Regions from separate parts of the Mus musculus genome. Here all the other regions are linked to region 4. Evidence: chromatin loops called from intact Hi-C (ENCODE). Cell type or tissue: left cerebral cortex. All regions are shown on one strand. Region 1 has its middle 41 kb from the start of Gm49415. Region 2 holds the start of Gm49415 (a long non-coding RNA gene). Region 3 has its middle 17 kb from the start of Gm25987. Region 4 has its middle 94 kb from the start of Gm25987.

Region 1 (8,000 bases), 140 kb before region 4:
TTCATACCACAATTCTCTGGTTGCAAGAAGTGAGTAGCTTAGCCTTTCCATGCCTTTCCATCAAAATGTATTTCATCAGGACAGGTCCCAAGAACAGTGGAGCCTATGTTCAGTGAACTGAAACCTTTGAAACAATGAGCTAAAACAAACCTCTCCTCTTTTAAGTTGATCTCCTTAGGTATTTTGTCATAGAGATGAGAAATGAATTAATATAGTGTCTTAGTCAGGGTTTCTATTCCTGGACAAAACATCATGACCAAGAAGCAAGTTGGGGAGGAAAGGGTTTATTCAGCTTACACTTCGATACTGCTGTTCATCACCAAGGAAGTCAGGACTGGAATTCAAGCAGGTCAGAAAGCAGGAGCTGATGCAGGGTCATGAGGAGACTTACTGGCTTGCTTCCCCTGGCTTGCTCAGCCTGCTCTCTTATAGAACCCAAGACTACCAACCCAGAGATGGTCCCATCCACAAGGGGCTCTTCCCCCTTGATCACTAATTGAGAAAATGCCCTACAGTTGGATCTCATGGAGGCATTTCCCCAACTGAAGCTCCTTTCTCTGTGATAACTCCAGCCTGTGTCAAGTTGACACAAAACTAGCCAGTACATATAGTATATGCAATTATAAACATTAAATTTTTTTTCATATATTCTGAACACACTCCCCACATTTTATTTCCTTCCAAATCCTTCCTGCCTCTCCAGTCATCCAACTCTTTGCCCTTTCTTTCTCTCTTTAGAAAACAAACAGGAAAACAACAACAAAAACTATCCAGCATCTTTAAAAAAATAACAACAACAACTTTTAAAAATAGACAGTTCTTACTTCTGAACCCTACTCTTCTCAAATTCCTGACTCACATTGCTGCAGACTGCCTCACTCAGGAAGACCTTCGCAATGCAGTGGACAGAAGGAGCTTGCAATCATTGCCCACTGCCTTCTAAATGCTGAGCACCTAAAGCACAGGGCTTGCTCATATCCCATCTGTAAGCCCTCTGCACCTCAACCCTGCTGAGCATTACAGGTACTCAATAGAGCTGCCAAAATTAAATATATCAAATATAACAAAATGTGGCTTTTGCTAACTCTTCATTGCAAGAGAGAGAGGAGAGAGGAGAGAGAGAGAGAGAGAGAGAGGGAGAGAGAGAGAGAGAGAGAGAGAGAGACTGAAAACGTGACCTTGCTACATTGTGGTATGTCTGTCAAATTTGATTAAAAGAGTAGAGGCAACTGCTCACTGCACTGTTTGTCCTGGGACCAATTTAGCAGCACCCCAATGTTCTTGTTTCTGCTTGCCCAAAATTTTTGTCATGCATAGGTTTGAATATTCCACACTATGAACAAGTGCCAAGCCCAAATCCCAACTCTGTCACATGGTTGCTGAAGTCCTTGATTAAGTATTTGTTAGAAGCACAAATAATAGATCCGAGGTACCATGTAGCCTCCAACAGATAGAGCAGCTCATATGGTTGAACAAAGATGGACTCCATGTGGCCCTGAGAGTTTCCCACGTGTAGCCTCCTTCTCCAGCATAACACTTTACCCTCCACTTGCTCCAGTGTCTGTCAAACTAGTCAGCTCAGTGTTCAGCCGACCAGCGTCTGCACAAAGAGATTAAATGGGGTTTGGGGAACAGGGAGATTAGTTTCTTCACACTACCATCATACGCTTACCATCACAGTGACACAAATCCACAGGAGCAGTCCTGGCCAATGTGCCACATAAGTGACTTGCATAATCCCATGTTAAAGCACAGAGTAGATGGTGCCCACTATCTCAGCATTACATTTTCTCTACTACAGCTTTTAAAAACGCTTTTATAAATTGTATTTGTTTGCTATATGTATTGGTGTTTTACCTGCATATATGTCTGGTCACAATATGCTTGAGTTACAGATGGCTGTGAACTGCCCTGTGGCTGCTGGGAATCAAACGAGGGTTCTATGGAAGAACAGTTAGTGCTCATAACCACTAAACCCTAGATCAACATTTTTTTTCCTGTTTCTGTTATATTTATTCTGAAAACGTCTGAAGAGTATTTTTATGAGTGGGTTCTCAGGTGTGTTAAACGGAGAGAAGAACTATCTTTCTAATAGTTTTTTCTAAACCACACTGAACTCACAGTGAAATGCTCATCATGTGATGGGTTCAGTTCCTACATTTTGTTCTTTAAATCTTTGTGACAGTGACTCTTAGAGTGAAAGTCAAAACAAACAGAGCACATTAGGTTGTTGAAATGGGATTATTAGATCTAGAAGGTTTGACTGGCTGGGTCACTTCATGAAGGAAAGCTTCCCTGGTATGTCTCTGTAGCCTAACGTGAGGACACATTCTATCTTACCTAGGCCAAGATCTCTAGTGTTGGGGGTTATTTGTTGCTACAGGATACCCTAACCTTATCCTAACTATCACATAAACACAATGTTTATTAAGCGTCTATGAATGTCGGCTTTGCACCAGGCATTTAGGATAAATGATAACACAGTCACTTGTCTGTCTTGTTTTCATTTAGATAATAAATGAAGAAGCTCAGGAGCAAGCAGACAATTACTGCCCGGTGTGATAAATACTCAACAGCAATTTGCTCTGAAAGAGTAGAGCACAGCCTTACTATGGTCTGTGGTCAAGCAAGCTTTCTAGAAAAAGTAACATCTGAGCAATATCTGAAGAAATAATACTACTTCGGAGAGGAGGATGGCTGTTTTAAAAATGAAGTGATGGCGGCGGCCGAGCGGGCATGGGGAGCAGCGGTCGGTGTAGCCCGGCTGTGCAGGTGGTTCTGTCATGTAGCGACTCCACACACCTTTAAGAAACAACCTCTGCACCAATATGTACGGAGACCACTTTTCCCGCTGCGCGCATCCTTGTGTAACATGTTTATTCAAACACAAGACACCCCAAATCCCAACAGCTTAAAGTTTATACCAGGAAAGCGGGTTCTTGAGACGAGGACCATGGATTTCTCCACCCCTGCTGCAGCTTTCCGCTCCCCTCTGGCCAGGCAGTTATTCAGAATTGAAGGTGTGAAGAGCGTCTTCTTCGGCCCAGATTTCATCACAGTCACAAAGGAGAATGGAGAGTTAGACTGGAATTTACTGAAACCAGACATTCATGCCACAATTATGGACTTCTTTGCATCTGGCTTACCCCTAGTGACCGAGGAGACGCCTCCGCCTCCGGGAGAAGCAGGCTCTGAGGAAGATGACGGAGTCGTGGCAATGATTAAAGAACTGTTAGATACTAGAATACGGCCAACTGTGCAGGAGGATGGGGGCGACGTGATCTACAGGGCCTTTGAAGATGGCATTGTGCGGCTGAAGCTCCAGGGCTCCTGCCCCAGCTGCCCCAGCTCCATCATCACCCTGAAGAGCGGGATTCGAACATGCTGCAGTTTTATATTCCAGAAGTGGAAGGTGTAGAGCAGGTGATGGATGATGACGAATCAGATGAAAAAGAAGCAAATTCATCTTAAATAATCTGCATTTTCTTTGGCCACAACCATTGGACTTATCTTTACTGATCCTGTAATTATAGTCTCTGCTATGGAAGTTTATTAATAAAAGGTTTCCAAAAAAAAGTGATGTGCTATGTAGCATAATGGTATGCCTTATGCCATGGTCTGTCCTTAGTACCAGATGTCGTGTCTCATCTTAATTTTCCAGGGATTTTTTTCTTCAGTCTAGCTTCCACCTTACCTGAATTGTACCAAGTGCTGTCGTCCTCCCTGAAGACTCAGTGTCATCTTTAGAGACAGTACAAAACAGGTGTGAGTCATTCCATCTCGTGACTTAGAGAATGTGTCTAAGCTACTGAGTCACAGAGTTGCACAGGCACAGAACATTTGGATGAAAGACCAAAAAGAGAAGGAGGGAGAGAAAGAGAGAGGAAAAAAATTCTCTTCTTGGCACACAAGATATCTTGAAGCAAATTTATAGCAGGCTGTTAAATTCAAAGCCTCTGGCAAGTGCCATGAGGTAACACATGAGAAATTCAAATCCAGATTCCCAGTGGTAAAACTGAAAAGGAAATGTCAGGGCGCCTGTCCAAAGAGCCTCATCCACACTGCAGTTGCAACGAAAGTCAAAGTGACGGAGAGAGGAAACCTGCAGAGATGTCTGCAACAGTGCATTTTGTGCATTTTGGCCTCTGTGGGTCACCCCAAAGCTCCAGGAAGTATTTCTTACATTGAGATCCACTCCTAACCAAGGGACCACAGAGAAGAGGGCCAATCACCAGTTTCTTGATGGAGCCTGCTTAGAAACCTAGGGTTTCTTGGAGCAAAGGCCACAGGAGCTTTTTCCAGAAACCAGTGAGGTGACGTGTGACATTTTTCATTGAGAGATGGCCAGAGAAGGTACCTTGAAATTAATAATATAAGTTGTGGTGAGATGTCATTATTTAAAAAGTCAGAATTCTAGCAGTTAATAAAGGAAGGGAAGGAGACATCTTCCAAAATGCAGTTGCTTCTATCTGGTGTGGGGGACTTTCAGAGGCTTTTGTAAATGTAAGATGTCTGAAGTATCCAGGAATGTCAATGGTTCTGACAGATCCTGCAGTGACATCCAAAGCAGATCTTCTCACTTGCCCCTCTCCTCTCACCCCTTCCAGTCCCAGAGAGATAGAAATGGAAAAAGAAGTTGTCATTCATTAAACAGTTAAAACACAAGTCAGATATTGAGAAACCCACCACAGAGGTCCTACCTTTCCCCACCACAGGCTCTTGCAAACTTATCTATGCCCAAAAGAATGAAGAAGACTCACTATAAAATCACCCCATTTGGGCTAAGATCTTTGAGTGGGCACTGGAGTACTAAATCAAGACAATGGCTGGAACTTAAAATGGCTTAAAAAGCTATGAGTGAGTTTGCATTGTTTTTATTAGGGGCATGAAAAGGTGGACCTACTGCATAAATTTCAAAGAGGTGACTGGGGAAAGCAATAGAGGGTTGCTTTAATTGCTTTTTCAAGCTGTGCTTTTTTGACCTGCATTTTATGGATGCTATTTCATCACTTATAAGCAGCAAGGAGCAAAGATCTCTCAAAATTACTTCAGCATAAGAAATGTTAAGCGTGTATCAATTGTACACTATCCATTATCCTCCACTTAGGATGTGAAAGTCCTTTGTGTTTTCCTGATTTTAGCTGCCTTGAGTTGCTAGTGAAATATAAAAAATATCTGTCAAAAATCTCTTTTGAAAAAAATGTATATGTGATTCTTCATGTGGGCACGTGTGTGTGCAGGTGTAAATGCATGTAAAGGGGGGCACAAGCACATGATGGTTCTAAGTCAACCTTGAGTGTCCTTCTTCGGTAGCTGGTTTTTGTTGTTTGTTTTTGATTAACAGTTCTTCGTAGATTTTGTATATTGAGTCTTGACCATATTGACCTCTTCCTCTACTCCTTACTTGTGTATATCCTTTGTTATCTACCCAACTTTGTGTCCTTTTTAGCCCACAGATTAATGCATCTGGGGTTCAGAGATAGGATCTCTCACGGGGATGTGGGTCTTGAAGATTAGGCTAGCCCATATGATCTGTGAGCCCCAGAGGTCTTCCTGTCTCCACCTTCATATCACTGAGCTTCCAAGCACACATACCATGCCTGGGTTTTATGTGGGCTATAAGGGCTTAAATTCAGATTCTTGTGCTCCCACGGCAAACACTTTATGGACCTGAGCTATATATTCAACCCTATATTCTTTGTAGTTAATCTTGTTATCACTAACTCTAACACCAAGATGATAGGGACTTTAGTGTGTCAACCAGGGATTCTCACCCAGGTAGGTTTCAAGAACTAAGTCCTAAGGAATGAATGCAGCAGAATGAGAAAATTATGTTATAGACAACTGCCTCACTCCATCCTGGTCCACTCTGAAGGACTCTGTACTTGACCAACTGCGACAACTGAGATATAGCTGAGTCCTCTTATGTGTCCCTCTCTTAACTCTCTCTTACTACATGAACATTGAAATAGAAGCAGGAACAAACATATATCATACACATATACACATGTATGCAAATGATGCACTCATGCCAACATACATGCATGTTCGTAGACCTACACATAAACACACATGCATACACAATGATAATGCAAAAACCACCTCTCTCGCCTTAAAGAATGGTTTATTCTAGAGTCAAATTTGAGTGACCATGACCCAGGACACCAATTTAGTTTACTCTAAATTCCATGTTTCAACATGGGAAAAGTTTCACAATGTTTTATAGTTTTCAGACCAAAGACCAGTGTAAAATACATTGTTAGCTATAGCAGAGGGGTAGTCACAGAAAGGAAGGTTTCAGCACCCTCAGATGCTGATGCCATTCTTAACTTTGGGACTGGTAGAAGGTAATGGTTGGCTGACTTAAGAGATTCCAAAAGGATTTCTGTCTGTTTGTTTTGGCTTGGCTTTTTAATCTATTAGTCACAGAGTTGGTTGAGGAATGACTATTCATGGGGCTAAAGCTAGTTTAAGATAAAATAATTAGTTCTGGGCCTTCACCATCACAATCTCTCCACATCACCATAACTGTAACCAGAAAAATCAGCCTTGCTCTACAGACACAGCTTTGTCCCAGAAACTTTTGTTGATGACACTCATTCATACTCATGTACACATACATGCATGTGAACGTGCGCGTGCACACCCCCCCCCCCCTACACACACAGAGCTTTCTCCTCTTTACAACATCAGAAATTACATCGGTGTCTGGAAGGGAATGGTTGATTTCTTTAAAAGTTAAGACTTGAAGCCGGGCGTGGTGGCACACGCCTTTAATCCCAGCACTTGGGAGGCAGAGGCAGGCGGATTTCTGAGTTCGAGGCCAGCCTGGTCTACAGAGTGAGTTCCAGGACAGCCAGGGCTACACAGAGAAACCCTGTTTTGAAAAACCAAAAAAAAAAAAAAAAAAAAAAAAGTTAAGACTTGAAAGGAAGGGTATTTGTGGTTACAGAGAAGAGCAAAACACATCTACCAACATTCCAAACCTACATTGCTTTATTAAGCAATTTTTCCTTTTCAACAGCGCCTCTCTCTCTCTCTCTCTCTCCCCTTCCCCTCCTCTCCCCCTCCCCCTTTCTTTCTCCTACCTCTCTCTGTGTTTCCCTCTCTCCCTTCCTTCTCTTCTCTCCCTTTCCTTTCTTCTCTTCATTGCCCAAATTCTCTACCAAATCCCTTCTCTTTATATAACTTTTGCCTCCTTTGTCCAAAAAAGATCCAGCTTCAGCCCCACCTGGCTACTTTAAGGTTTTCTCTACCCCTTGCAATTTCTTAGATCATCCCACATAATGTGTAAAAGGTTATCTCCATCCTCTTTTCTATATGTAAGTAAAGATTGCCAGTGACTCCACTAATTTAGTAAGTCTGAATTACCCAAACCTCTTGGATTTTAGTCCTACTAACAAACCTATATTCTCTTCTCCATCCATTCTTGTCAATGATGCACTGTATGCATGGCCTCACATTGAATCCAAACTGTATAAAAAAGATATGGTAACTCATGGAAGCCAATCATTTTTTCACATTTTCATGTGAGTGTAGGTTTGCATGTGTGTGGGCACATCCATATGTGTGTGGGAAAGCAGGTATCCATGTTAGTATCTTCTAAAGCTGGAGTTATATGCAGACCCTCAAACTTAGGCTCTCATGCTTGCACGGCAAGTGTTTTGATCACAGAAGCATCTCCCAAGCCCTGGCTTCTTATTTTCAGTGTGTACATGGCACTTAAGAATTAAACACACAAAAATCCTATTTCTTTTCTTTTCTTTTTCTTTTTTTTTTTTTTTTTTTTTTTTTTTGTGACAGGGTTTCTCCGTATAGCCCTGGCTGTCCTAGAACTCACTCTGTAGATCAGGCTGGCCTTGAACTCAGAAATCTGCCTGCCTCTGCCTCCCAAGTGCTGGGATTAAAGGCATGTGCCACCACCGCCTGGCAAAAATCACATTTCTTAAAATCACAATCCTTTGTTATCAGTTGGAAGAATAGAACGAATTTTCAAACTG
Region 2 (8,000 bases), 180 kb before region 4:
AGAAAGAGGCTAAGACAAAGAGAAAACACTTAGAGCTCAGTGCATTCCAGTTTGTAAACTCCACATAGGTTTGAAAAGCTTACTCTGGCTTTGTTGTGCAAAAAATAGTAGAGGGAAAGATTGGAAACAGGGTGGAGTCAGGGTGGAAGATGCTCGTTGCTTAGGCCAACATGCTGACCATAAAGAGAGACAGAAGTAGGTTCTGCTGGAAAGCTATGGGGAGATGAGCTAACAGAACTGAGTGGCTGGCTAGATGAGAGTGAAGAGAAGCATGATGTGATGGTTAATCTTGATTTTCAACTTGATTGGATCTGGGATCAAAAAGGGCAAGATTATAACGAATCCCCCCACCCCAGGCCATCAGCACCAGTTTGCGACTGTTGAGTCATCCAACTGAATGGAATGAGTAGCTAGTGGACTCTCAGGCTCTCTGGTGTGAAGACAGCCAATGTTGGACTACCCAGTTTCAAGATATTTCTTGAGCCAGTGTAATAAATCCCCTTTACAATGAATATCCTTTCAATCCATTTTCTTTCTCTAGCAAACCCTAGGTAGCAGAGAGGGCCTCTGCATGTTTGCATTAGAAAAACAGCACTGGTATTCACGGCAACTGAGTGCATCCAGGCAAGAGTAAGCTGGGATGGAAGTATTTGGAATAGTTGATTATTGACATGTTGATGTGGCTTGAAAGCAGTGAAGATGGTTAGTAACTGAGTTATTCTAACCCAGCAGACTGTCTTCATTCTACAGGAAGGCCAGAGTGCCACAGTCCTCCAGTACTGGTTCTCAGTTAAAATATATAGATTCAATATTCAGAGAGAACAAAGTTATAGCAGAGCTAAGGTATTAGGGCAGTAAATGGTCATTAGGTAGTAAGGCATGGTAATACATCTCAGGGGCTGAGTGACAAGAAGCAGTAGTCATAGGAATACAGCTGGAGTTTAACTCCTTATGTTCTCACCCAGTGGCTTAGGCTCTTATGATTATGCCATTGAGTTAATGATAGCATACAAGCAATATAATTGACCTTTGATGCCCACAAGGACTCTAGTGGGTGGCAATGTAATGCCACATCAGAACTCAGAACTTTGGAATAAGTGTTTATAAAATATTAAGTTCCAAGTCTATTTAAGGCATGTAACATACCAGACAGGTGTGATACTCGGCACAACTACTCACCATTGCTGTATTAGGCAGCAAAAGGATGGTCTGGAAAGATGATAGCTGGCGTTTAGTTCTACTTTGTTAGTCCATTAATCCATCTCCTTGGGTTGCCCATAACCAAATGGTACCTGCAACATTAGTGAAAGCTGTTAGGATTAATTATAGGCCCATGTACATAAACCGGGAAAATCCAAGTCAATCCTAGAAATGAAGCAGTTGAAACAGAAGTGCCCTGTTTCCTCCAGTTGGCCAGTGTGAATAACCTCAACTAGGAACTGCCAGTGTAGACACAGACATTGGCTACCAGGTCAGGGGAGGCTGTTGACAGTGAGACAGTATATACGCCACAGCACATCGTGCCACTTACTGTCCTTGACTTAACTCCTTCTGGAATCATTTTGCTCTTGGTTTTTATCTGGGCCTGTAGTTTTTTAGTTTCTATTCAAAGTAGTGACTTTGTCACCTGAAATTTGAAAATCCATGGCCAACTTTTTTTTATTAGATATTTTCTTCATTTACATTTCAAATGCTATTCCAAGAGTCCCCTATACCCTCCCCCTGCCCTGACATGGCCAAATTTTATGCGTGTGAAATTTCATTTTTCTTGCACCTTAGTGATCAAACTACATGCATAGAATTGACATTTCCCTGCCCCTTGGAATTCCTTCTGATGCCCAATTTCCAGGAATGGAATCTACAGATTGTGTGGTCACACTGAAATCTGTAGATACAGGAAGATGGGTTACAGTAAATGGCACTCTCAGAATGACAAGGATCAGAAGAAGACAACACAAGCAGATTGTGGTACTGAATTATGGCAATGTTGAAGCACTAAGAAGATGAACTTACCTAACCAGGTGTCTTCTATCCACAGGAGAGAGGCATTCTCTTCAGACTGAATGCCAAAGTTACATAAGCTATGTAGAGCAACGGGCACATGCCATACTATTTTAAATTAAAGATTCTCTATTGCCCAAAGGCCATGTTTGAGACACATGTTTGAAACAAAAACTACAGGAAAAATGACTTAAGTAGATTTGAAATATCTAACAGTCTATACTCCAGAAATACATCTATTAATTTTACATATGTGCATCAAAAATTCCAGAACAACCTGAAGTGGTATATAGACTTGAGGAAAAATAAATAGTTGACAGGTCTTAGTCTTGTTAAGCCTTCTCAGAGTCCTTTCCTTGGAGGCAAGATTGGCTTTTGATTCTGGTGCCGAGGCTTCATACCTAAGGTGAGGAATATGTTAGCTACTGCAATGGAAAGGAGGGAGCAAGCATGCAGCCAGGCAGCACCTTGTAGAGCAAATAGGGAACTGACATTCTAGAGTCTAAAATTAGAAATTACATCATGCTCTGGGGATTCCATCAGACTGGTATTTGCTGCATTGTCATCACTTTCTGAATAGTCTTAATATTCAGGAAATAATATTCTCTGAGGAAAAGCCAGCATCAAGGTCAAGGTCTTCAGTGTGTCCTGTCTCCCTTCCATTCTGCCACTTCTCCTTTATCACATCTTGCCAAAGCTATTTATGTCTGTGGAGAGTTAGCAGGAAGATCACATATTGTACAGAGAATGGGGTGTTAAATTTATGCAAAGGGAAGCAATGTGTTGTGGCAAAAAATTATTTATTGCATGGCATCTCCCTTGAGGGTTAGTCTCTTGCTAGAGTTTTAAGGATGGCAGCTCTATATTTGTCTTGTGGCAGAGCCATCCTCCTGCCTGACGCCCACTGCCAGTGCCAAGAGCATTTATGTAAAGTCGTGATGCAAACCTGCCACCTTTGGGAGGCACGATCTGGTCTAACAGAGTGTGTTTCCTCAGAGTCACTTGTGTTCTGAAAGGGGTGCGTTTTCAGCCAGCAAGGAGGAAAGATGAGAAAAGTGTTGGGAATCCTGGAATCATCACACATTCCAGTAGACATTTTGTTGAAGTCTGAGGATTTTAGGAAGTGGTGTGCTGTCATTTAGTAAAAAATAATTTAAAAAAAAAAAAAAGCTACATGCCATGTCTAACCCTTGCTAGTATGGGTCTTGGAAAGTTAGTTGACAACTATGAGCTTCTTGTCTGTTGCTTAAATTTGAATATGAAACACACTTCCAGGCTCATGTTTTTAAGGTTTCTTCCCAGCCAGTGGTGCTATTTGGGGAGATTGTGAAAGTTTTAGGAACCATGTAGCAGCTTGTGGAAGCAGGTCATTGAGAGAGAGCCTTCGAAGATTTCCTTGGCCCCCAACTTCTGCTGCACTCTCTGCTTCCTGGTCTGGAGCTATGTGAGCAAGTCTTGACACAGATTTCCACTGCACTGAGCTCACCTGCTCCACCATGCCTTCCCCACCACCATAATGAATGAAGCCCTTTGAAACCACAGCACAAGCAAACCACCCCTCCCTTACACTATCTCTGTCAGGTCCTGCAGTCACAGCCATGCAAATGATAGGGAAAGAGCACTCCTTCTCGTCTGTACTGTGCTGTGAGAGGTGAAGCTCTGTGTCACAGGAAGATGCTAGATTTGGGTTCATTTCTCCTTCCACCTTTAATAATATTAAATACTAATGTAAAGATGATCTTCTCCTAGGAGCATATGACTAACTCTCCTTAAACAGAGATAGCAAATGCTTGGTACACATATCCACACCTTCCTCCTTCCTTCCTTTCACCCGGCATTTCTTTGACTATACTTCTCCTTGAAGACATTTCAGGAGTCTTCTTGACACGGTGCTTCAGGTGATCACGAAAAGTCGGAGGAGATATAAAGTCAAGCACTTCTCCATCTGTGAGCCACATCATGTTCATAAATTATTCTGTTGATTAGTACATCAGGAGCGTGCAGATGGTTTTAATGTACATTAAATGTACAAATGGCCCTCTAGGTGCTTAGAGGACAAGCACTTGTGAAAGATGTGCCAACATATTCTGATTCACACATTGCAATCACAGAATATCGATCTCTGTTTTGGACATTAATATCCCACAGCATATGTTCTTAAGAGGACAACTGTGTCAGCTCATCTTCAGCTTCTCTGGCATGTCCAGGGTCATTGCTGCTTAGGAAGGCAGTATGCATCAGAGGTGAAGGAGCGAATTTTATGGTAAGATCACCTCTGCTTTGTCTAAGTTATATGAATCTGGCTAAGTTAAATAAGCTTACTGAGCCTCGGTTTCCCAATTTGTACAAGGAACACAATGAATGCCCAATGCCAGGCCGGTTGTGAGGATTCTAAGAGATGGTTCAGGTAAAGGACAGAGTAAAGCCACAGGCTTCTTATCTTCAGCTGTGTTTATTATCATTACTCTCATTGCTATCATCACTATCATCATCATTGTCATACCCAATAACATCAAAACAATCAGCACTAATATCACCATTCAGTTCATTATTACCATCTTCACAATCATCATTACTGTCATCATTATCACCAGTATGACCATCATCATTACCCTCATCACCCTCGTCTGGAATTCCATACAAAATGGAAGATTCCAAGAAACCGAAAATAAGTCTACAGAATAATAAAAAAGAAGCTGGGAAAAGCAATGCAACAGAGCACTTACTTGGCATATCCAAGTAGTTCAGACAGAGTTGACAATGTAGTTGATGATACTATAATTCTCACATATTGGCTTCCCTGTCCTTGGAAGCTTCTTATCCTGATCACCTTATGGTTCCTCCCTCCCACTTACTCCACTAGACCAAAGTAAAGCATTTGTATCACCATGGACCTCCCACCGAAGAGCAAAAGCAGAGGCTCAGGTCATCAGGAGCAGACATAAATAAGCAACAACAACAACAAAATGTTTCTTATTGGAAATCACAGTGATCTTGGGTCTGTTGTTACTTTAATAGAACTTGACTGGGCTAAGGTGTTGGTATTTCATCCTTATGACCCATAATCATTAGCCATACAAAGGATATGAAAGAGTTCCTTCTCATATAGAAATTTACTCTGTTAATAACAGCTATATGGAAAACAGAGAGGAATGCCTCAGAGGGTACTGCACTCCATAGCAAAGGAACTATCTAGAAGATGTATTCCTGTATTCACATCTCCTCAGTTTTTAGGAGGAAGTGGGTCAGAGATCATCATCAGGACCAGTCATTGAGTTTAATGTGCTGATATTTACTAACTCAGGGAAAAGATGTATCATACACATTGTTTTCAAACATACTTGACCACAGAACCCAACACATCTCACCAGTAAAATATCACTATCACTCTGCAAAGAGCACCACGTGGTAAAACTGCTTTTTATAAAACATATTTCAAGAAATGCTGTGTTGACAGCCTCATGACTGGAACTGGGTTTGGGTGACATAGTATCTCAGAGGGGTTTTATAGCTCTAAGGGCTTTCTGGGTTAGTCATGATCTGAGCCCTTAAAGAGGATGCCGAAGATGCATTTGCAGTATGGAGGCACTGATGTGCTGGTTACAATGGAGAATTTGACACTCAGGATGAGTGCATCTGAATCTGGCTCCCCCCCCCCCCTTTTGACTTTCTATTTTATCTTGAGAAGCTCAACTCATCTACTGCTGAGGATTCACATCCTGATAATATGTCTAATCCTTTTTGCAAAGCCCATATCCACATCTTTTAGTACTGCCTTTGCGCAATCTTCCTACTTTTACAAATCTTACATACTGGTGAAATTCTGGATTTTCTAGCTCTGTTCAGCAGATATTCTTATTTTTCCCTCATAGACTTTTATCTTTTGACTCATTGACTATTATATTCTTCAGATTTATCTTCCAGCTCTCTAGTCATCTTCTTCAGCTGTGTCTAGCTTGATATTTGACTAACATGGTAGATTCTTAAATTCAGGAACTCAATTCTTACTGTCTAGTCATTCAAGTTTCTTTTTCTGTAAAGTAATACAGCTTTCTTTAAAATGTCTTATTGTCTCTTTATGGTTACTGCTTTTTTGTTCATTTAATTAATAGTTTTAGAATATTCCTTTTGTGTAGTCCCTTTGGACTGTTCTGTTGTCTCAGTGTCTTGGAAGTGTTGGGTCCCCTGTTAACCATGATCATTGAAATTCTCCTGTGGTAAGCCATTGCTCATGTAATTTGTACGTGCTTTTGGTTAATTCATCTTCTGAGAAAGCTAATTTTGTCTTGTGGGAAATGTATGCATTTGAGGAGTAAATCTGTGCTTCTAAGCACTTTGTTTTGTCTCTCATCAAGGGCTGCAGGGATGCTATAACACAAGAATCATGTTTTATACTAATATACTGAGCTGAGATTTCTGAACTTGCATTATGGAGTCCATTTTCCAAATTCACCTGCACTGAAGGGTTGGATTCCGCCCCCATAGAGCACTGTTTGAAGAAGTACTTCCTTTTTAATTCCTACCTTCATAATTGCATTTTTCTATTCTATTTCTTATTAAGGATTTAGGTTCTATTCTAAATTTCAGCTTTCTATAGCCTCAGTTAATACTTCTTGCCTATCATAAAGTGTAGACTATGTATATGTGACATTACCAGGCTAGGCAAATTAAATGTATTTTCTATATTCATTGCTGTCTTCTCTCCTCCAAGGGTGTCACACTCTCTCAACTGATTCTCTATTGTGCTTAGTAATTTTCCTTACTTGGAAACTAAAGTAGAGTCATCCACTTTATCTTTTAAAATTATTATGCTTTACTCATTAATTCTGTTAATTCATGATATAGCTTCAGCATATAAGATTCTGCATTATCTCAGACTGTATACTAGTCAAGATTAGAACAATCTACTCATTAGTCTCTTATAAAACTGGTTCAACATTTTGTAATTCATTGGCTAATATTATGATAAAATAGATCATTATTTTAGTGAATTCAACACACTGTAAAGTATTAAATGCTCAATAAATATTGGGCATTATTATTTTGCTATTAAATACATAAACACTTGGAAAGTGTTAGAAGATATTTTAAAAAACAGTAGTGGTCTTTTCAATCAATGATTTCTAGTTTTGTTTTTGTCTGTCTGTCTGTCTGTCTGTCTGTCTGTCTGTCTGTCTGCCTGTTTGTTTATTTGTTTGTTTGTTGGGTTTGCTGTTGTTGTTTTGTTTTGTTTTTACCTAAAGACAGAGTGGGATCCTGGGAAGAGTCATGGGCATTCTTTCTCTAACACCTCTGAAGTCTTGAGCACAGACATGTGTTTGAAATTGTGTAGGTAGATTTCAGTGGCCAAGAACTGAGTGTGCAAATCCACTACTTTTCGTCAGACCAAACAAGAGTTGAAGGATCTGACCTTAGGGATTTTGTGAGTAATAATTAGACACAGAGGGACTATGATAGCAAGAGAAATATCAGTTTGAAAGAAGGGTAGCAGAGAAGGATCTGTGTTATCAAGGCAGCCTATAAAGGAGCACAAAACCCACCCTGACTTGGGAGTCCTGTGGATTCTGATCCTCACTCCCCTTCTCTCTGTGGTCCTAGCTTAGGAGCCAGGAAAGAACTTGGGGTAGAAGTAAAGTTGGGCCCTTGCATTAGAAGCATTAGAGACCATACACAGCAATAAATGGGCATGAAGAGAATTAGTAGGTCTTACTTAGCCATGATCCTTGGCACCCAACACACTTTCCCAGCTACTGATTAAGGCAACGGTTATTTCATTGCTACTGTTCACCAGATAGACACTCTTGAGCCTCCATCTGAGGTTCGCTTAGACATTCACTTTGAGGGCCTGGCTTCTGTATAATGTTGGATTTCATCTCTGGTTCTAAATGATATAACTTGGTGGTGCTTCAGTGTCCATTTCTCTTTTCTTTCAGCACTCTGAATTCTGAAAGGCAATTTCCCCCATGTCCTCAACTTGTATTTAAGCCACAACTCATTAT
Region 3 (8,000 bases), 77 kb before region 4:
CATCCCAGAGTCAAAAACTCTGACCCAAGATTGTTGCTGTCTAAAAGAACTGCAGAGACAAAAATGGAGAAGAGCCTGAGGGAAAGAAGGTCCAGTGACCAGCCCAACTTGGGATCCAGCTCAATGGGAGGCTCCAAGGCCTGACACTATTACTGATGCTATGGTGTGCTTGCAGACAGGAGCCTAGCATGCCTGTCCTCTGAGAGGTCTAACAAGCAGCTGAAAGAGTAAGATGTGAATACTTACACCCAACCAGTGGACAGAAGCCGGAGACCCCTGTGGTTGAATTAGGGGAAAGCACTCTAAGAAGCTGAGGAGGAGGGCGACCCTATTGGAAGACCAGAAGTCTCAGCTAACCTGGACTCCCGAGATCTCTGACACTGAGCCACCAACCAGGCAGCATACAGCAGCTGATATGAGGCCCCTGGCACATATAGCAGAGGACTGCCTGGTCTGACCTCAGTGAGAGAAATAGCGCCTAACCCTACTTAAGGCCCTACTTAAGGCCCGAGGGAGTGGGGAGGTCTGGTGGGGTCGGGGTGGGGGTTAGGGAAATCCTCTTGGAGATAGCGGAGGAAATATAGGATGAGGAACAGTCAGAGCGCGGACTGTGAGGGGATAAGGACTGGACTGTAAAAAAAAATTTAAAGAATAATAATTTAAAAAATAGAGTAAGATACATGTTCAGGGACTGGTTGGACAGAAAAGTTAGTTAAGTGCTTGTCTAGCAAGTACAGGATGAGAGCTCAACCCCAAACTGACATAAACTAAGATGGGTGGGGTAGCATTCTTGTAATGCCAGCCCTGGGAGGTGACACAGGTAGATCCCAGGAGCCTCCTGATAGATCAATCCAACCTATTCAATCAATTTTCAGTCCAATGTATCCTTGTCTCAGAAGCCATGATGTTCAACACCTAAAGAACAGGACTCAAGTTTGCCCTCTGACCTCCACAGACATGCTCACAAGTGTTTATCTTCACACACAGGAGACACACATTAACATATAAAGCCATGGTACACAGTGTTCCACATCACATTTACCTTTAAGCCACTCCAAACTTTGCACTTCAGAGTTACTTGGGTGTCATTTAAAATACTGTATTGCAAGGGGACAAAGGTCCAGAAAGTCTGTGAGGAAGCCCCTCTCTCCCAATCTGAAATCCTGTCATTTATCATGTATAAAAAGAAAGAACTTCGAAGCAATGCAGCTGGGTTGGAATCCTGGAACTTGAAGTTTCTGAGTGGGCTACAGTTTGGACCAAGAGTCATGCTTTTTTTTTTTTTTTAATTGTCCCAAGGATGTTATTATGTCTTATTTTTGTGATATTTGCCAAGACAGGATAGACGTGTTTTGTTTGCTCCTCAGTGAGAATTCAGATTTCCTTAGCAGATTTTGGTTGCAGGGCACCACAGAGCCATTAACAGCAGCAGGTGGGGGAATAATAATAGTTTACACATCTCCAGTGGTAGTCAGCTTTCTACGCATTACCACCAGCTTTATCACACAGGGGCTTGGCAGCAAGTCTGAGAGAGGCAGAACTAGCATGTCTCTATTTTACAGATGACTGGCTCTCTTACTGAACGCCTAAGCTCAGAAAATGACCCTCTAGCATCTTGCTGGGCGGGCCAGAATAAATATGCAGTGCTTTGTAGCTGCCATGGTTTAGGATTTGAGAGCCGCTTCCAGTACTCCTCCCGAATGCTATGTGGTTGAAACATAATCTTCAAAGTTTGTTGCTATGGGGCATTAATTTAAAGTATGTTTCAGATCCCTTCTCGGCCTTTTGGCTAAGATCAAGTGTCAAGTATGTTTCAGGAGCCTCTCCTCCTCCTCCTCCTCCTCCTCCTCCTCCTCCTCCTCCTCCTCCTCCTCCTCCTCCTCCTCCTCCTCCTCTCAACTGCTGCTATGTTCACAGTGTCCCTAGGAGCTGTGGCTCCTGCTCTGTACAATTTTCTCAACTTCACTGATACAGATTCCAACAAATTCAGGCTTCCACCACAATCCCAGATAGATAGATTATGTTTTATGTTCCGGAAGTTTTGTTCTTATTTTTGTTGGGGGGGGGTGGGGGACAGGGTTACCTGAGGGGTTTTAGCACCTCAACATTAAGGAAGAAAATTAAACACTTTGCCAAGATTAAATCATATTATGAAACTCCTGCCCCCAACTCTCCTAGAGGACAGTGCACTACTTCAGTGGTGACGTCACCCCTATAACTTAAAGCACTAATAATAGATGTTTTTTTTTTTTACCTTAGAATTTTCTATGTGTTAGCTGTGTACAGTAGTTGTTCATGTAAACCTGCCTCCACCCTACTCCTGAAGACCCTGTAGGGGTGATTGATAACTAGCGTGTCATTGTCAAAGTCTTGAACAACCATTTCTAGTCCTGCATTCACAGTATCTGTTTCTTGGATTCCATTGCCCCGTAGGTCTTCTCAGCCCTCTCTGCCTGCTAGATTTTCATGGATCTTATAAGTTTTAGCTTAACCATCACCTCCTGGTAGTCAGACTATCCTTGCTCTTACCTCATGGACCTATTATTCTGTAATAAGAAGTAATGTTTAATACTCTTCAAGTATTGTAACTGTGGTTTATTGTTATTTTATTTTGCATATCTTTGATTTATTTGAACATCCTGCCATATATTCAAATTTTCAGGATGTTTTTCTCTTTTTTGTTTTTCTTTCTTTCTTCTTCTTCTTCTTCTTCTTCTTCTTCTTCTTCTTCTTCTTCTTCTTCTTCTTCTTCTTCTCCTTCTCCTTCTCCTCCTCCTCCTCCTCCTCCTCCTCCTCCTCCTCCTCCTCCTCCTCCTCCTTCTTCTTCTTCTTCTTCTTCATTTTATTTTTCTTTAACAGAGTCACACTATATAGCTCAGGCAGTCTCAAACTTGAGACACCTTGCATTGCTTCCCCCATGCTGGGATTTCAGGTAAGTGTCAAGGCACCTACTAGAGGTGCAATTTTGTTGAATTGTTTAACTATATTCTCTTCACATTATTCCAAGTAATGATACCTGACCTCTTCTTGTTTATATTCAAACATTACTCACTCAAAAGAAAGTTTCTGCTCATTATACAATTAACGACACATATTCTGCTGTGTTGTGTTTTTTATCAGTTGTAAAAATTGAAACAGGAACTCTTTTATATGATGTCATTGGATCATGATGGGGCTTCACAGTCTTTTTTCAGGGATTTTTATGGAACTCATTGTCTATCTCCAAATCTTAACACACTCTACTGTATTTTTAAAATTTCTCAACAGCAGGAAACACCGCCAACTACTTCTTCAGAGTTTCTGTTACTGTTTTACTGGATTTCCTTCTATATCCTGGCTACACTTTCAGTCTCCTTTGCCAGTTTCTTCTCCCACTCTTGAATGTTAAGATTCCTGGACCTCAACTTCAGTTAACTTCCTCTCCTTCCCTGAACTTTCTCACCCAGTGTCTTAACAACTCCTGGAGTTTCAAGTATGATTTATCACGGATGCGTTCTATCAGTTGTCTTTCTAGAAACCACCTTTCCGTGCAACTCTAGACTCATGAATACTATGATCCACTTCATAGCTCCTTGTAGATGTCCAGTAGTCATTGCCGAAATTATCAAAGCCAAAAGGAGCTCATTCTCTTCTTCTGTTGCCTGATTGATCCCCTCAGGCTATGATAAAGAGAGTCCAGTGGCACATTATGGATTGCCTTGCATGATGAGAGATTATATTAGGTACCAAAGTACTCCCTTCCTAGTCTTCTGCATCTCAGTGAGACCACAGCCTTCTCCAGCAATTGTCAGTTTAGATACTGGCTTTCTCCTCTTCTGCACTTCTGTATCCAGCCCATTGGAAGGTCCTTCTAACCTCTAACCTCTATTGTAAGGACCTTCCAAGCTATTGACTTGTGTCCGTTTCCATTGACACACCTCGCATCCAAGGCCTAGCTTGTCACAGACTAGGAAGGTCACCTTCTATGCTTTCTCCCTGCTTCTGCTCTTATCTTCTTGAAATCAGTCCAGAAACAACAAGCAGTCTGATTAAATAAAAATTAAAGCATGTCACTCCTCTTCCCAAGCTCCTACAGTGATGGATAACAGGCTTCTTCTTTGTCCAAACCCCGGGCTGCTCTGTGCTTCCACACTGAGTACATCTTGACTTTGCCCCACTACTCTGACCTTGTACTGACAACTCTAGTTTCACCCAGTAAAAAAAAAGTCTCCTTTAAAAAAAATAAAAACCTTAATGTATTTAATGTATTTAAGTTGACATATTAATAATAACTTCAAGTATATTTTCTAAAATTGTCCTGAAGTTCAAAATAGAGTTTCTCAAGCTCACTGACAATCAAAAAAAGTTACAGTTGACCATTGGGAAACCAAACCAATTGGCTTAAACTGGTACCAAACCATCTCAACGTGGAAGTTAGGAGTTTTCACATGATGCCTCAGCTGTCTCTCATTTTGTTACTTTTTAGGTAAATTGTTAAAGGCATCATCCACAGCTTCCCATACAGAATTAACTGAAGTTAATCTGACATTTGCTCTAGATCTTCCCTTCAATCAGAGACAGACTATTACAGCTGAAGCTCCAGTCTTGGGGTCCTTTCCCTTGTATCCCTTTTACTTCCTCGACGTAAGACTCTCAACTTTTCATATGTGAAGGTATTGCTTCTTCCATATATTGTTATCTAAACACTTGACCTTTTTATTAGTAAACACTGTAACAAGCAGCTGAGAAAGAATCCTCTTACACTTAGATTTCAATCTCAGAGCAATTTTCAATCCACTGTCTGCCTGTCTTGGTGTTTGTTCTGTTGCTGTGATAATAAACTCTAACAAAAGTAATTGAGGGAAGAAGTGGTTTATTCTAGCTCTCATGACCATGTTAAAGTCTAAATTCGTTACTTTTCCACTGCTGTGATAAAACACTCTGACCTGAAGCAACTTAAAGAAGGAATGGTTTGTTTGGGCCATGATTCCCCAGGGGATCAAGTCCATCATAGAAAGGATAGCATGGAATGGGGGCAAGATCTGGAAGCTGACTGATGACACTTTTTTTTTTAATCTGTACATAGGAAGCAGAGAGAGAGGAAACAGAAACCGGAGCAAAGCTATATAATCCTCCAAACCCACCTCCAGTGACATACTTTCTCCAGCAAGCCGGTATCTCTTAAAGTTTCTATGAGCTCTCCAAACAACAACAACAACGAGGGACAAATGTTCAAATATATGAGCCTAGCTGAGGCATTTTTCATTCAATCTACTACACCATTCATCACTAGGAAAATACTGGCAATCAGGAGCCTGGCATAGATGGCTATAATGCATCCATACAGAGTCAAGAAGCAGATAGAAATAGTTAATGCACGCATGCCTATACTCAGCTAAATTTCTCTGTTCTTATCCAGTTCAATATCCCCTGCTTAGGGAGTGGTGCCACTCACATGAGCTGGTATTCCCAGCTCAATATAATATAACCATGATAATATATATAGATAATATATAGATAGATAATATCAAGATTAATATAATCAAGATACACCCCCATATGATAACATGACCTAGACAGTCCCTTATGGAGACACTCTTTCCAGGTGATTTGAGATTTTGTCAAGTTGCCAATTAAAACGAGCGACCACCTTCCCCAATTATTGGCTCTATCCTACATGACGCACAGAAACATAAATCACTAATCCTGCTTTCCTCTATTGTAGAAATTTAAATGTTATCTGTCTTACTATTTTTTAACAAGTGTCAGAATAAATTTTACACTTCATATTATGCTTTTTATAAATACCTGAATTTATTAGCCCAAATTACACTCACCTTGTTCTCCCTTTCTCCCATAAGTGCAACCACACTGTTCATCCTCTGGGTTGCTTTCATTCCTTGGATTCTTCTAACCTTTTTACCTTTGTGTGTTTGTGCCTTTGTGCTAGCTCTTCCCATGGCCGGGACCTTCTCTCTTATGGCTTTCACTGGATTGATGGTCTCCTTCCTCCTGTTGGTTAGGGATCACCTTAAGTTACATGGATGAAAAGTTGTTCTCTGATCTCCACCCCTTCTTCTGCTATTCTAGCTTACCCTTTCTAGCCTGGTGATGAGATACCATGACTTCATTGATAAACAAAAGGCTTATTGTGTTTCCCAGTTTCAGGATGTGAGTCTATGGCCTTCATGATGGGGGGAGCATGGCAGCCGGCAGGAACAACACTGGAACTGAGAGTTTATATCTTTATCTGCAAGTAGGAGGCAAAGACATAAATAAGAATGGGGTGGGCTTTCAAAACCCTAAATCCTATTCCCAATGACACATCTCCAAGAAGGTCACATGAACAAATCCTTCCCAAACAGTTTTACCAACTGGGGACCAAGCAATCAAATATATGGGCTAATAGGGGATGACATTCACAGTCAAGTCATTACACATTCCATTACTGTATTGTGTACACCCAAATCAGGACCACCTAAGCCTCTATATCAAATCCTACTTGGCTTGGTTTTGTAAACAAAGTTTTATGATAATTCAGTCACTCCTATTTACTCTACAGTTGCCTTCCTGATCTATCTGTGAGATGAGCCATAGTATCAGAGACCTTGAAGTCTCCAAAATCAAAAATATTTCTTCTCTGGCCCTTCACGGAAGCACAGCATCTGTATCACTAGACATTGTTCTGGCCCCCTTTTGCTAGGAATTAAGCTCCATAGAAACAGAAGCTGTCTCTTATTCTCTTAGTTCATCTGTGCTGCTCTAACCAACTACTATAGACTACAGGAAATATGTGGAAGAGATCTTTATTCCTCACAGTTCTGAAGACTAGAAGTACAAAGTCAAGTCCCTGACATTTGCTGAGAATTGCCCAAAATATACAAGATAGCCTCCTCCAGGGGGAGTGAACCAGTATCCTCCTTGACAGGAGGCAGAATAAAAGACTCCTGTTAAAGTTTTTTATAAAGAAACAGCATTAGTATATTCATGAAGGCAGATCCATAGAATGTTCCACCCTCCAATACTATTATTACATTAAGGACTGTTTCTAATACATGAATTGGGGCAGGTGAGACCATAGAACTCTGTTGATGTTTGTTTATTTATTTATCTGGTTGGTTGGTTTTGAGGGTTTTGCTTTTGCTTTTGGTTTTATTTTTTGAGACAGGGTTTCCTCTGTGTAGCTGTGGATGTCCTGGAATTCTCTCTCTGTAGACCAGGCCGGCCTCAAACTCAGAGTCTCATCTGTCTCTGTCTCCTGAGTGCTGGGATTAAAGACATGCACCACTACCACTTGGCTCCTATAAGATCATTCCTAAAAGAGCCTGGTACAACAGATATGCCCCTTCAAATATTCATACCAGGAGAATATAAAGTACTTTGAGGAAACCCTCTTTTAGACCTTTGATTATGTTTCACTGTGGGGAAGTCACAGCAGCCGGACATTGACATAGTTGATCATATTGCATACATACATACTCAAGAAGCAGAAAGTAATTAATGCATTCATGCATATCTGCACTCAACTTACTCTCTCACCCTCATACAAAATGTCTAAGGAATGGGGCCATCCATAATAAGCAAGACTTCCCATCTCAATTGACATAAAAAGACAATTCCTCATAGACATGCCCAAAGACTAGGATAATCTGGATTGTAGACAAAGTGACTATAGTCCATTGCAACTCCCAGACAGGAGTCTTTATCACTCCTTGACATGTGCCTCTGTCGTGTGACTGCAGCTCCTCCCACAAAAGACAGCAAAGCCTCTTCACCAACCCTTTACTTGATTTAGCTACAAGACAACCTCTGACAAATAGATAAAATATAAGCAAGTATGTGCCTGCTTCTTGTCTAAGGTCACGAGTTTCCATCATAACCACACAGGGCACATCAGAGAAGCCCTCTGTTTCTGGATAATAAAAGACTCCTGGAGCAGAACCAACCACATCAGCCAATCCCAGTGCATTCAGCTGACTCATGGCTAACACATAGATGAGGGAGCTAAATAAATGTTTCTT
Region 4 (8,000 bases):
GTCCATGGTTGCTTGGCCCATACACTTTGAGTTCAGCATCATGGCAGAAGAAACATGTAATATACAAGTTTCTTTAGCTCATTTTAGTAGGGAGAGAAATAGAGAAAGGAATGGAGGAGACAGAATATGAGAATAGGGGATGAGGGGCAAGAAATCAACCCTCTCCCCCAAGAACAGCCCCTCTGTGGCTTTTCTTATGAATATAATAGTGGTGTTTTTCCTTATAGCTGAATAAAAGTCCTTTTAAGACCACTCCAAATGATTTTTCAGGAAAGTGACTCAATGAATGAAAGAACACATAAATCGCAATTCTACCATTTGATGATTTCAAACTTCAGGGAAACTGAGAAGTGATGGAGGAAATTTGGTGGAAGAAAAAGAAGGAACATAGGTTTAAAACATGGTGAGTTCCTCAAACATCTTGTAGATTTAAAGAATCTTTATTTAATCTGAATTAAAGAATTCAGACCTCTGATAATGAGAAAAAAATGTAAATATTCGAGTCCCCATTCAACAGTAGTCAACCAGATTGTACTGATCTACTGTTGGGCACATTTAGCCCAGATCCTACCTAATAGGTAACACAGAGTTATCTGACTAAAAGAGTTGTTAGTGAAAATTATTTTCTCCACATCTCTTTCTTTAGCTGAAAAGCAAACACGATAGGATACACGTATTTTTCTCCCACACTTGGCTGTTTTCTATATCATGTGCTAATAATTTCAAATAAATCTGACCACATAACAGTCCTACCAATCTTGAATCTCAGTGCTCATGATTGTGTGATGGATAACTCAATGATCAGACTGCAATGAGAGCCTTTGTGGATGCAATAATAGTTTTCAGAGAGTTATGTATGGAAAGGAATGGAACAGGATAAAATAGGTAAGATAGGGTGGGTAATATGGAATAATAATAGGATTTCTCGAATGGGATGGGGTGGGATTGAATTGGATGAGATGGGATGGGATGAGAGAGGATTAAATAGATGGGACAGAATGGAACAAATGGGACGGGATGGGATGACATGGGATGACATGGAACAGTATGAGATGGGTCAGATGAAAGGGAAGGAGTAGATTAGGGCTTGAAGAAATAGAATGAAATAGAATAGAATTGTTTTTGTATGAGATATAATACGTGGTATGGAATAGTATAAATGGAAAGGGACTCAGTAGGATAGGATGAGATGGGATTGATGGATGGCAAGAAACAGGATGGGAAGGGGTTGGTGGAGTGAAATGCTGTGACGTGTGTGATGTGATGGGCTGGACTCTACCCTGGGTTTGACTAGTATTTTTCATTGTCTGATCATTTCCAGATCAATACAAAAACTTTCTCAAATCACCCAGACTAAAGTAATCCCTATTGACATGCCAAGTGGCTTGTTTGTTTGTCTTGGTTTGGTTAGCTTTATAAGATATATGACATATAAAATGGTATATATTTTTATTAGTTGTCTGCTCTCTTTAATAATTATATAATCATGCTGTGGTCATGAAAGCACCATGAGAGCAGGAATCTTGTCTGCTTCTTCACTTCAATTAGTTAATATTAACATATAAATTAAGACAGATAAAAGACCTTTCAGCTAAACACGCCTGAACTCAACCCTAGCTGAATAAACATAAAAGAATTGCTGTACTTAATTTAACATTGATTTCCTTACTAGTGAAATGAAAATGATAATTTCTGCCTCAGGATTATTACAAAGGTAGAAAGAAGAGCAAGTAGCACACAAAATGTGTCTGACACTGAAACTTTCAACAAACTTCAGTTATGGAGTAAGCAACTAATCATAGGAAGCCATACCCAATGGGACTCTAGAGGCCCCATCTGCATCAGCTGAGCTCCACAGAGGTTTCTGCAGAGCACATGTGTGAGTGGGCTTAGTGTAGCACTTCTGATGCAGCCCAGCTGTCTTAGCAGCTCCATGCCCTTTCTCTTCTTTGAATGACTGGAACTCCATCTGTAGCCCTTCTAGTACCGTGCCATGGCTTGGGGGTGGTACAAGAAGGGACTTGCCATTTGGGGACATATGCTGTTAGGTTCTTAGCCAAGTTTCACCCACCCCTGAGAATCAGCACTTCTAGACTGTCTGACCATCCTACTTCTCTGCATCATCTGCCTCTACCTCCCACTAGTTGGCCCTCCTGTCCTTAGTGCGCAGGCATTGTTAGCTAGGTAAGAAGATGATGTCACACAAGTTTTTCTAGAGTTTCCTTAAGAAATAGAGTGTTGGGAAGGGAGTCTGAGACCTACATTCTTTCTTTATGTCTCTTCCATTGCTAAATAACTTATCCTGTTTAATGGGACAGCCAGAATTCTCACTCTGGTGTAACCCAATATCAAGGTCTCTCTTTGGTCCTTGGCTACATTATGATCTTACAATGACTAGGTGTATAAACTCCTTAAGTACAGTTTGGATACAATCAGTGGCTAATGACAAGATATGATTAATCAATGGACAGAAGTTAGAATATGAGGCAAAGAAGGAAAGAGAAAGGGCAACAGGACATGTGAAAGCTATCTAAGCCTAATGTTCAAGAACAATCTAGAGACCTTCCCATGGAATCAGCATGTTTCTTCTGAGCAGAAATGTGGCAAATGGGCCCAGAACATTTATATATTAAACTTCTGGCTCATCATAAAGGCATGGAGCTTTATGAACCTCAACCAGATTTCTATGAGTCTCCTCCCTCATCAATCTTGCCTCTTGCTTTGAGTGAGAGTTCCCTGCCTGCTGCCTGCTAAAGCCCTTTGCCTTGCTTTCCTTTGTTATCTTTAACTCTATGACCCAGGCCATATCTAATGCAGATATTCATGAATATGCAATGTGCAATGTTTTCTCCTATCACAGATCAAAAAGGACCCTGTAGATGACTAAAGTCCAAAACACAGCATGACACCTGGTCTCCTCTCTTTGGATTCCTCTTTGAAGCCACGGAGACTTAAAGAGAAAAATGTTCAGTGAGTCCAGATGTGCAAATCAGAACACCCCACGGCCTGAAAATTTGAGGATCGGGCTTTCCATTCAAGAAAGCAATCCCTTCTTTCCCCTCTTTGATCTTGTTATGTACAGATAATTCTTAGAACCCTCATCCTTAAGTGAGGGGGAATAGAAGGGAAAAAACTGTCTCTGACATCTTCAGCTGAGAAGAGAGTTTAACTCCACCAATGTTCATATGTCCCATGAATCTTTTTATATTCCATCATGTCTAGACACAGGGGCAGGTGACTCACTCTAGCTGTCGTGGGAATCACCCAAAAGATGTGAATTTAAGCCTCCACACTTAGCATAGAGGACCCCCCTCAATCTCTTCATTACTGTTGTCTTGGCTCATCCCCTACCATCTGTCTTGCTATTTATACTTAAGTGCTCCTAGGCTTGTAGAAAATGCCTGCAGTCCACAGTCCCTGCTGGTCCTAAGCTTGGGTCTACTCATCCTTCCTTCCAATTCTTTCCATGATGGATGCCTACCCAAACACCAAGAATGTTTGCCCATACTACCACCTCTACAAAGCCACTCTTCCATCTTTCAGTCATACTTGACTAAAGGCCTACATCCCACAGCATGTAGGTGTAAGTGAAAAAGATTTTGTGGGTATTTTTTAAATTATCAATTAAAGTGTGCCTTTCAAAGAAAAATTTTCAATACATAATATTTGTATTAATTCTTCTGAATTGCTTGCATGTATAAAATATATTTTGACCATATTCACCCTACTCTTCCTACCTCCTCAAAGATCCAACTTTCTACCTACTTTTTATTTTCTTAAAAAAAAAAAACACTGAGTGCAGTTAACACTGCCCATATATACATAAGATTCCCATGGTCCATCTACTGGGGACCATGCACTTAAAGAAAACAAACTCTACCTCCCCTGGACCATCACCTGTTAATAGTTCTGACAGAAATAAAACTGATGTAGGTCTTATATCCATCCCATAAATCCCTGAAATTCTTATATTTGTCAAAATTCAGGAATCTTTAAAACCAATGTTAAAGGCTTTATTGCATAGCTTTGTATAAACTGAAAGACAGTCAACCATATGATAGGGAGGAAATGAGACTTCTTCCTCAACCCTTCAGCTAAATTCTAAATGTTCTATAACAAATTGTTTCATGATCAGTCTAAAAAGATATGACCATTGGCATAATGGCAACACAAGTATTACAGAGGTAACTACCTGCTGTCTGGTTGAATTTAAGGTAAACTCCATAGGAGGAAACAGGCCTACTACAGTAAACTTGGCCAAAAAACCCAAAACATGGAGAAATTATTTGGTAGATTAATTAATCTAAGTGCTGAATAGCATTGGTTTTGAGCGTCCTCCCCATCCTGGCCATATCAGACATAGAAGTTGTCTAGAAAGTCACAACTGGCAGAAGCCTGGAGCTTACTCCTCTAAGATTTCTGAGATTGTCTAAGGACAGTGATCTTTCTATGGTGGGAGTGGGTGGGTAGATGGGGAAGCACCCTCATAGAAGCAAGGGGATGGGGGATGAGATAGAGTGTTTGTGGAGAGGAAACTGGGAAGGGAATAATTTGAAATGTGAGGGAAATAAGGGAAAATGTGAATTAATGGATGGGGGCTAAGTGGGGTAAGAGAAGGCAGGAATAGCAGAGGAAGGAATGTGGGTGGAATAAATAATATAAAGGATGCTTCAAAGGCTATTATGTAAATATACTATTTTCTATGCTTCATAGCTACATGTATCACATAAAAGAGTTCTATTGGAGTAATCCTACAGGTATAAAGCTCCTGTCAGAGCCAAACATAGCCAAATAGCCCAGTGCCAGATGTGGGATGTCACCTCACTCCTTGAGCTGTCAGTGAAGGAAATTCTTTTCATCCCCACAGAAAAAAAAATATAGGCTGCTTTGGGTTTCCCACCTGAACTTTTCTGAAAACCATACATGTTGTCATATTTCTCTATCTCCTCTCCTACCAAGATATCATCACAGAGGCAGGTTGCACCTTCCCTAAACACGAAAAACACATCCCAAGGAACATCTGTGGTCGACCAGCAAGCCACTGCTGCATCTGTTTCCTCTGAACTCCCACAAAGACTGCCACAGGCATTGTGGTGCACTCACTACCAGGGGCAGCATCTCTATAGACAGAAAATCGAAGGGTACCTGGAAAACATCACTTTTGTGCTTTCAAACCCAAGCAAGATTCTGGGTTATAGAAATCTTGGAAACCTCATGATAACTTCCCATCCTCCTCATTATGCAGAGAAATATCAGAAGATATGAAGGAGGCTGGGGAAGGATCCACAATTTCCAAGAGAATAAACACCATAGCTGTCTTTTATGTCCTGTCTATATTATGCAGTTTACAGGAGGCAAACCTACAATCACTTGTGTAGTAAAACATGACGAGAACACTGATATCTGAATGAATGGAAAGGAAGGTGCATACAGTTGACAAAGTTCCCATCCCCGCTTGGGCATGCAGCACTGAAAGATGAATGTTAGGAACAGGTAGTGTCCTCACTGCAGACTCATGGATCCAAAATATTCCTATCAAAGTCTAGAGTACATGTAGCTAGAGACGAAAGGCAATTAGCCTGAAAGAGAAGGTCATTGGCAAGAGAGGATTGCTAGTGTGAAAAGTCCATTATCTTGATAAACTTTGACCTTTCCTGGTTTGCAGCATAGGACTGGAAAAAGTTAGGCTATATATGAAAAATTCATTCTTAATACATGGACTGAGAATGAAATCAATCATTGGGGGATGCAGGATAATAAAGCTGGCAGGGGAAGAAAGAAGAGAAGAACAATGCTCTACTGAAATGCAAAGTCTGAAGAAAGCTGGTTTCAAAAGCATAACATTTACATTAGGCACACAGTAACCAGGATTGTGGGTCTGGCTCCTAGCTTAGGGAGACACTGGTGGGTATGCTCTGGCATCATGACAATGTACATGGTGGGAGATGTCTGTCTTGCAATAAATGTTGCCACTGTGAGGGACTCTAAGTCAGACTGTCTAAGTTGGGAATGTAAAAGGGAGGCTTCAGGACATAAACAATAGTATTCCTAGTTCAAAATGGAACCAATGGTGTCAGTGTTTGGAAGTTGATTATGGGATGGATCCCCGGGTACGGCAGTCTCTAGATGGTCCATCCTTTTGTCTCAGCTCCAAACTTTGTCTCTGTAGCTCCTTCCATGGGTTTTTTATTCCCAATTCTAAGAAGGGGCAAAGTGTCCACACTTTGGTCTTCGTTCTTCTTGAGTTTCATGTGTTTTGCAGATTGTATCTTGTATCTTGGGTATTCTAAGTTTCTGGGCTAATATCCACTTATCAATGAGTACGTATTGTGTGAGTTCTTTTGTGATTGGGTTACCTCACTTAGGATGATGCCCTCCAGGTCCAACCATTTGCCTAGGAATTTCATAAATTCATTCTTTTTAATAGCTGAGTAGCACTCCATTATGTAAATGTATCACATTTTCTGTATCCATTCCTCTGTTGAGGGACATCTGGGTTCTTTCCAGCTTCTGGCTGTTATAAATAAGCCTGCTATGAACATAGTGGAGCATGTGTCCTTCTTACCGGTTGGAACATCTTCTGGATATATGCTCAGGAGAGGTATTGCTGGATCCTCCAGTAGTACTATGTTCAATTTTCTGAGGAACCACCAGACTGATTTCCAGAGTGGTTGTACAAGCTTGCAATCCCACCAGCAATGGAGGAGTGTGCCTCTTTCTCCACATCCTTGCCAGCATCTGCTGTCACCTAAGTTTTTTATCTTATCCATTCTGACTGACACCATTGCATACACTAGCAAGATTTTGCTGAAAGGGCCCAGATATAGCTGTCTCTTGTGAGACTATGCTGGGGTCTAGCAAACACAGAAGTGGATGCTCACAGTCAGCAATTGGATGGATCACAGTGCCCCCAGTGGAGGAGCTAGAGAAAGTACCCTAGGAGCTAAAGGGGTTTGCAACCCTATAGGTGGAACAACAATATGAACTAACCAGTACACACTCCCCTGCCCCCGAGCTCATGTCTCTAGCAGCATATGTATCAGAAGATAGCCTAGTCGGCCATCATTGGAAAGAGAGGCCCATTGGTCTTGCAAACTTTATATGCCTCAGTACAGGGGAACTCCAGGGCCAAGAAGTGGGAGTGGGTGGGTAGGAGAGTGGGGTGGGGGAGGCTATGGGGGACTTTTGGGATAGCACTGGAAATGTAAATGAAGAAAATACCTAATATAAATAAATAAATAAATCTTAAGGAAAAAAAAAGGAACCAAAAGGCAGGAGCAGAGAGCTGATACCCATATTGGTCTTGGATCTGCCATGAAAGGGAGGATGTGAAGGGTACCAACTGCTTGTATGATTGAAACTTACCCCAAAGACAGACTCCATCACCGATGCTCCCTAAATCATACTACCTGAAGTGCAGGTGGTAGATATGATACGGGTATTAAGATGTTGTCACCCCAATAATTGTGAATAATTTTGAGAGTGCCATCCATTGTAAAAGATTAAGACATCAGAGACTAAGATGAGGCTCATGTACATGGAAATGTGGAAGAAAACAATGTAAAATGCTCTTAAATGTACAACTTGATATGCCAAGGCATGTTGATATCCATGGGAGATCTCACCTTCTCTGAAACAAAAGGCAGAAGGTCATAAGGGGAGGGAAGCAGGAAGGGAGGGGCAAGGGAGAGGGAGAAAAGGAGGGAGGGGAAGAATAATTTTGAATAAATTAAAGCAAAAACAAAAACAAAAAATGTAGAACTCTTGTTAGGGATTCCTGTTTTAGACACCTGCTTGCTCACCCACTTCCTGGAAGAGTTAAAAACAAAGAAGTAGAAACAAACATTTGAGAAATGAACTTAAAACAAAGACATGCTTGTTCTCAATCATCTGAGGAGATTCACGGAGAGTCCTACAGGACACTTGAGGAAGCTGTATAACTTTTGGGCACCCTATGTGTCTGAGAAAGAATCCTTTAAAATACTATGCTATAAGCTCTC

The links. Peaks named below come from ENCODE experiments on the same cell type or tissue, not always from the same donor. Only the 100,000 strongest peaks of a DNase experiment are listed, where the experiment ranks them.
Region 1: a loop joins it to region 4, with 8 times the contacts of the local background. A loop is called at or near these places in 2 of 42 quality-filtered maps.
Region 2: it touches region 4 in a loop (12-fold over the local background); 2 of 42 quality-filtered maps call a loop at or near these places.
Region 3: it touches region 4 in a loop (5-fold over the local background); 2 of 42 quality-filtered maps call a loop at or near these places.

What each region holds. Positions count from the first base shown.
Region 1 is chr15:68,710,480-68,718,479 of GRCm38, reverse strand. It overlaps the pseudogene Gm7859. Among named protein-coding and RNA genes, the nearest start is that of Gm49415, 41 kb to the left of the region's middle. In left cerebral cortex, no CTCF peak of the experiment used is centred here; a DNase peak (open chromatin) is centred at 3,904; H3K27ac peaks cover 1,680 bases.
Region 2 is chr15:68,749,933-68,757,932 of GRCm38, reverse strand. Gm49415 (a long non-coding RNA gene) reads right to left here and starts at 2,647. Exons shown (of 3, transcript XR_003951645.1): 1 at 2,014-2,647; 2 at 1,180-1,292. In left cerebral cortex, no CTCF peak of the experiment used is centred here; DNase peaks (open chromatin) are centred at 2,902 and 3,306; H3K27ac peaks cover 4,259 bases.
Region 3 is chr15:68,650,566-68,658,565 of GRCm38, reverse strand. No RefSeq gene overlaps it. Among named protein-coding and RNA genes, the nearest start is that of Gm25987, 17 kb to the left of the region's middle. In left cerebral cortex, no CTCF peak of the experiment used is centred here; DNase peaks (open chromatin) are centred at 3,313 and 7,942.
Region 4 is chr15:68,573,681-68,581,680 of GRCm38, reverse strand. No RefSeq gene overlaps it. Among named protein-coding and RNA genes, the nearest start is that of Gm25987, 94 kb to the left of the region's middle. In left cerebral cortex, a CTCF peak has its summit at 6,911; DNase peaks (open chromatin) are centred at 1,996 and 3,306; H3K27ac peaks cover 917 bases.